2 separate regions of the Homo sapiens genome follow, and region 1 is linked to region 2. Evidence: chromatin loops called from intact Hi-C (ENCODE). Cell type or tissue: PC-9. All regions are shown on one strand. Each heading gives the region's core, and the rest is flanking DNA. Links, peaks and the distances in the headings are about the cores only.

The links. A loop is a pair of places that touch in the nucleus more often than their neighbours do. Peaks named below come from ENCODE experiments on the same cell type or tissue, not always from the same donor. Only the 100,000 strongest peaks of a DNase experiment are listed, where the experiment ranks them.
Region 1: a loop joins it to region 2, with 5 times the contacts of the local background. A loop is called at or near these places in 16 of 110 quality-filtered maps.

Annotation. Positions count from the first base shown.
Region 1 is chr20:25,075,496-25,078,404 of GRCh38, reverse strand. VSX1 (visual system homeobox 1) reads left to right here. Exons shown (of 5, transcript NM_014588.6): 4 at 540-720; 5 at 1,855-2,909. The coding sequence ends at 2,144. Among named protein-coding and RNA genes, the nearest start is that of VSX1, 5.2 kb to the left of the region's middle. In PC-9, for the core only: a CTCF peak has its summit at 1,545; DNase peaks (open chromatin) are centred at 644, 1,434, 1,514 and 1,954; H3K4me3 peaks cover 2,361 bases; H3K27ac peaks cover 2,500 bases.
Region 2 is chr20:25,251,544-25,254,452 of GRCh38, reverse strand. The region is part of intron 1 of PYGB (glycogen phosphorylase B); the gene reads right to left. Among named protein-coding and RNA genes, the nearest start is that of PYGB, 4.9 kb to the right of the region's middle. In PC-9, for the core only: no CTCF peak of the experiment used is centred there; a DNase peak (open chromatin) is centred at 1,322; H3K4me3 peaks cover 2,116 bases; H3K27ac peaks cover 2,483 bases.

The DNA of each region.
Region 1 (2,909 bases), core at 322-2,821, 180 kb after region 2:
TGCATACATAGAATTTTCCTCTTGGTTTTATCAGAAGATATGTCACTAACTCTTTTTTTAACAGCTAAACCGTATTTCATAATAGTCCTTTATTAACATAATGTTTTTAATGAGAAATATCACCAGCAACCCAATAGCCTAAGCTCGGAAGGAGCCAGTGCCCCAGTGAGCTCATTCCAATTAATGAGAAAAAGCAGGAAACACTGTAGTTGACCTCTTCACACAATGTGGGAAAAGGGAGTTTGATTCTTTAGTTTTTTTCATTCCTGACTCTATGGAAACTTCAGTGGACGTGGTCACAAGTGTCCCTACTGCGTTGAATGCCCGTGAGTCCGGACCGCACGTGGGCGCTGCTGGGGGCTCCTGGGCGCTCTCCCTGAGGGCGGCTGGTTGGCCCTCGGGAGCTATTTCCTTCAGAAATAGCATGGGATCATGCTCGGGAGAGAAGATCCGAGCCCTGGGACGCCGCCTCCGCTCCTCCAGGCGCCCCTCTTCACTGTCTCTTCTGTGTGCCTTCTGCTTCTCCTGCCTCCAACCAGGTCTGGTTTCAAAACCGCAGGGCCAAATGGCGCAAGCGGGAGAAGCGCTGGGGCGGCAGCAGCGTGATGGCCGAGTACGGGCTGTACGGGGCCATGGTGCGCCACTGCATCCCGCTGCCAGACTCCGTGCTCAACTCCGCCGAGGGCGGCCTGCTGGGCTCCTGCGCGCCCTGGCTCCTGGGTAAGGAAGGGCCCCCGGGATCGCACGGCTCGAGGTGTTGTAGGAGGTGGGGGAATCCCAGGGTGTCCCCACCGAGGCAGCCATTTCCAAAGCAAAGCAACGTCAGTTTACTGAGATTCAGGTCCAGAACCGTTCTTATTATTTTTAATTAATAACAAAGCTTGCAGCAACTGGATGGTTGCCTCATTTTTCACAGAGACTGTCTAGGCTGTGTGGAAGTCTCACCGGGCTATGCATGCTAAATATGTATTTGGGATTTAAGGGTGAAATGACATCATTGCATTAACAGCATCCAAGTGTTGAATGCTGTTAGAATTTTTAGAAACCATACAATTTAGGGCACTTGGTAATAGGAAACAGGGCAGTGCTGAGCAGCGACCCCTGGGGACAGTGAGCCCCTCCATCTGAGTCAGGAGGGCTGGCCCCGGGCTTGGTTCTGCCATGAACAACCTGCCGAGTGGCTTTTCTGTCCCTTAGATTTTTGGTGCTCAAAGAGTCTCCGCTGCTGAGACCCAGCACTCTCAGGATGCTCCACCCTTGTTGCCCTGTTTGCTGTCGCCAGAAACCAACAGGCAGGGATCACAGATTGTGGGAATGAGTCACAGATGAGTACCTCCGGGCACGGGGTAATTAGTTAGGAGGATCATGGTGGCATTTTAGGTTTAGATGGAGGAAGTTTTTTGCTCAGCGAACAGTTTTTGAACAGCTACCAAGCAGCCCTATCCTGGGCACTGGAGGTTCCAATCATAGATATGTCCTGACTTTGCTCTCAAGGACTGAAACACTAGAGGGAGCATTGTAGGCAGTGACCCAAACTGGCTCATCTGAAATTGCACAAACAGGTGGGGGAGGGCACTTACTGGCATCTGCGAGACCGCAGCCTAGGGGAAAGTGGGCCCAATGCCAATCACTGTGTCATCCTAAACACCTTTGCTGGATGTGACCCGGGGTCAGACACCTGCTTTAAACCCCTAAGGTGGGAGTTACCTACCTGCCTCTCCTGTAGGCCCCAGAGATAGGCACTGACAAGGACAATTCTAGTGGGATTTAGAGAACAATAAGAAGGAAATTTACTTCATTGCTGAATTTAAATTTTTATTTTTATTTTTTCCTTTTTATTTTTTTTTTTACAAGGGATGCATAAAAAATCCATGGGGATGATAAGGAAGCCAGGAAGTGAAGATAAGTTGGCAGGACTCTGGGGCTCTGACCACTTCAAAGAAGGTTCTAGCCAGAGTGAGTCAGGATCACAGAGAGGCTCAGATAAAGTGAGCCCTGAGAATGGCTTGGAAGATGTGGCTATTGACCTCTCCAGCTCTGCCCGGCAGGAGACCAAGAAAGTGCACCCTGGGGCTGGTGCTCAAGGAGGCTCCAACTCCACGGCACTGGAGGGGCCCCAGCCAGGGAAGGTGGGAGCCACATGAGACCCACAGGTCCCACTGTCAAAGGCTGAAAATGTGCATATTCCTCACTGGCATTTTCCAAAAGACAAAAATTGTCCAAGACATATACTCTCAGTTTGATTTTCTTCTGACAATGTCAAGATAAAATGCAATGCCACTTGCTTTAAGAGGACAGATGAGTGACCTAGGGAAAATTCTATTTCATTCTAGAATGGAAACGGTTCCTTAATGGCACTTTAACCAGTTAACTTGGTGCAAAACTTTTGATTCTCTTTTGTAGCTTGAGCAGGGAGGATCCGAAGTTCAAAAATGATTTCACTGCTGGGCATCATTTGAGATGTGTGGTTCAATGTACTGTATAGATGAATAGGTTAGGTCTGATGTCCTCATTCTCAATTAGGAAATATAAAATTGTTTAATATCCAGAAGAATCTGATATCATCATAGTGAAGACTCCATACAGACACATGAATGAATTATATTGTCTTTACCTTGAACTTGGCCTTGGATATTTCAATTTTCTTGTTAGGGAGTAATTTTGTGTTTTCTTGAGTGTCACTTGATAGGCTATGCATATTGGAATTCAAAGAAACCCATACTCTAGTCGTTTCTGCATTTCCTTTAAAAATAGCATGGGATCATATTTAAACAATTGTTGGATAGCTGGAAACAGTGTTTTTAGGTCAGACCAGGCTTTTGGTCTTTCAAAATTTGTGATTGAAAGCACTTTAGTGACTTGGATTTTGTAAATCTTTCCTTTCCTGCGTTTCCTTTGCCATTTATTTA
Region 2 (2,909 bases), core at 233-2,732:
AAAAAGCCAGCTCCTATCTCCTGCGGTTATTTGCTGCATGTCTTAGGATGCTTTGAATTTCCAAATGGCTTAAAGCTTTGATCCGTTTAATAATAATAATAATAAAAGATATAATCTGAAAAGACTTCTAAAGTTCTCCCAATTATTTATTTGTATTTTTTACAATTGTATTATTGCATTTTATTTGTATTTATTAAGCAGGACAGCTGGTGACACTGAAAAGATTTGCAGACAACAGCACTGTGTTGATTAAAATGTCCAGAGTTTAACTGCTCTACTGTGGGTGTGTAGGAGAGCTTCCCTGTTTTTCCGGAGTACTCACTGCCGTTTTTGGGGGTGAAGGGGCAACAAGGCTATGACTCAGTTTTTTTTTTTTTTTTTGAGACAGAGTCTCGCTCCGTTGCCCAGGCTGGAATGCAGTGGCGTGATCTCAGCTCACTGCAACCTGCTCCTCCCAGGTTCAAGCAATCCTCCTGCCTCAGTCCCCCAAGTACCTGGGACTACAGGCGCCCACCACCATGCCTGGCTAATTTTTGTATTTTTAGTAAAGAAGGGGTTTCACCTTGTTGGTCAGGCTGGTTCTTACTTTCAAATGATTCGGAGAAAAATGAACTTACAGCGACAAAATGACCTAACAAGTGTGTTGCAATGTTTAACATCTGGGGAATCCGGATGAAGCGTCAACAGGAATTACAAGAAATCTCTGTATTATTCTTGCAACTTTTTAAGGGTCTGAAATCACATAAAGTTTAAAAGGAAATATGGCTGAGATGTGGAGGTGAGGTCGGTTACCTTATTTTATTTTATTTTATTTTATTTTATTTTATTTAGGCAGAGTTGCCCAGGCTGGAGTGCAATGGCGCAGTCTTGGCTCCCTGGTTCAAGCAATTCTCCTGTCTCAGCCTCCCGAATAGCTGGGACTGCAGATGTCCACCACCACGCCCGGCTAATTTTTGTATTTTTAATAGAGACCAGGTTTCACCATATTGGTCAGGCTGGTCTCGAACTTTTGACCTCAGGTGATCCACCTGCCTCAGCCTCCCAAAGTGCTGGGATTACAGGTGTGAGTCACCACGCCCGGCCATATTTTATAAAGCCACCACGGCCCCTGTGGATTAGTCAGGGTTCTCCAGAGACACAGAACAGTAAGGTATGTGTAGAGAGAGACAGATTTAAGAAATTGGCTCAAGTGATTCTGAAGTGCAAGGCCACAACCTACAGAGTGGGGTGGGCCAGCAGGCTGGAGACCCAGGCAAGCTGCAGCTCTGGTGCAAGGTAGCTGGTGGCAGGGTTTGTTCTGCAAGGCCTTCCCCCATGGGAGGCTGTGAAACTGTGATGTAATGAGATATACTTATTTGTTCTTCCTGGCCTGTGCTCCTAACACCCTTGTAATTTCCTAAGTGATAAGAGCAATAAAAATGAAAGAAGTGTCTTTTGTTATTCATAACAAGTCCCTTTCAACCACGCCTGATGTGGTCACCAAAAGGTGACTTTTGGCAAGCCCCTCAGGGCAGAGGCTGGCTGCCAGGGGAACCAGCTCTAATTAGAGGGTTGGAAGTTTCAGGCCCACCCCTCCCGCCAGCCCCAACCTCCAGTGAAGGGAGAGGGGCTAAAGGCTGAGCTCATCACCAATGGCCAATAATCACACTAGGTAACTGCGGCCTCCATAAAATCCCCAACTGAAGGGGATGGAAGAGCTTCCTTCCAGTTCAGTGAATCCTGGAGGTGCTGGGACAGTGGCACCTGCAGAGGGAATGGAAGCCCCTGCACCCTCCCTCAGACCTGCCCTCTGCATATCTTCTATCTGGCTGTTCCTGGGTTGTATTCCTTGTAAGTAATTGGTAAACGCAAGTGAAGTGTTTCCCTGAGTTTCATGAGCCATTCTGGCAAATCATCAAACCTGAGGAGGCTGTCGGTCAGAGGTCAGAAGGGAGGTCCTGATGTGCAACTGACATCTGGGGTGGAGAAGTCTTGTGGGACTGAGCCTTTAGCCTGTGGGATCCGAGGCTACATCTAGGTAGACAGCATCAGAACGGAACTGAATTGTAAGATGCTCAGTCAGTGTGGGAAACACCACCCCCCGACCCCCCCAGAGGGACATCCACGTTACTATCTAGGCACAACAGCCAAGTTGACACATAAAACCAGCCACCACAGCCTGCAAGGGCAGAGGCCAGGCTGTCTTCTGCAGAAAATGAAGGCACACACTGTAGGCTTCTCCATCTGCTAAAATGACAGCTGAGGCCTACCTTCCAAGTGGCTAGCTGTCAGCAACACAAAACAGCACCCACCATCAGCTACTGGTCAGAGAAAATGACTTTGAGCGATCTGCTGTCAGGGAAGCCTGCCCAGGAGATGCAAGCTCAACTTCACACATAAAAGTGGAAATACATCAGAAAAATTGGGAGTGTTAGGATTCCGGAGGCTGGTACCACAACTGACTAATTAAAACAAATCCCAGAAGTGGGGATCACAGAGCAGAAGGGTCTGCAAAACACTTCTCTAGATCATCTTCTTTAACTCCTGGGTCCAGCCAAACCAAAAGATTAATCGTATTTCATTGTGTTTATCTCATTAGGAATATTTAGGACAGCAGTGTGGGCCCCAAGGTAGAGCTGCTTTTCCTTAATCTGTGTTGTAGTCATGCCAGGAGCTTATGGGAAGAGTCTCAAAAACTGATTGTTACATCCACTGCAGGGGTGCTGCAGGTCAGTGGCTCAGCACATCGACAACACAGCTTCACAAAGGCCCACAGAATAAACCGTGCAACTGTCCTTTCAGGATGTTATAGAAGGGATCCCGTGACTCTCATAACTGGGCATGGGCTGCTTTCACTGCCAGGATCCTGGTCTGTGTTTTGTGTCCTGACCCTCACTGTCCCACCCCAACCCTCACTCTGAGGCCTTCTA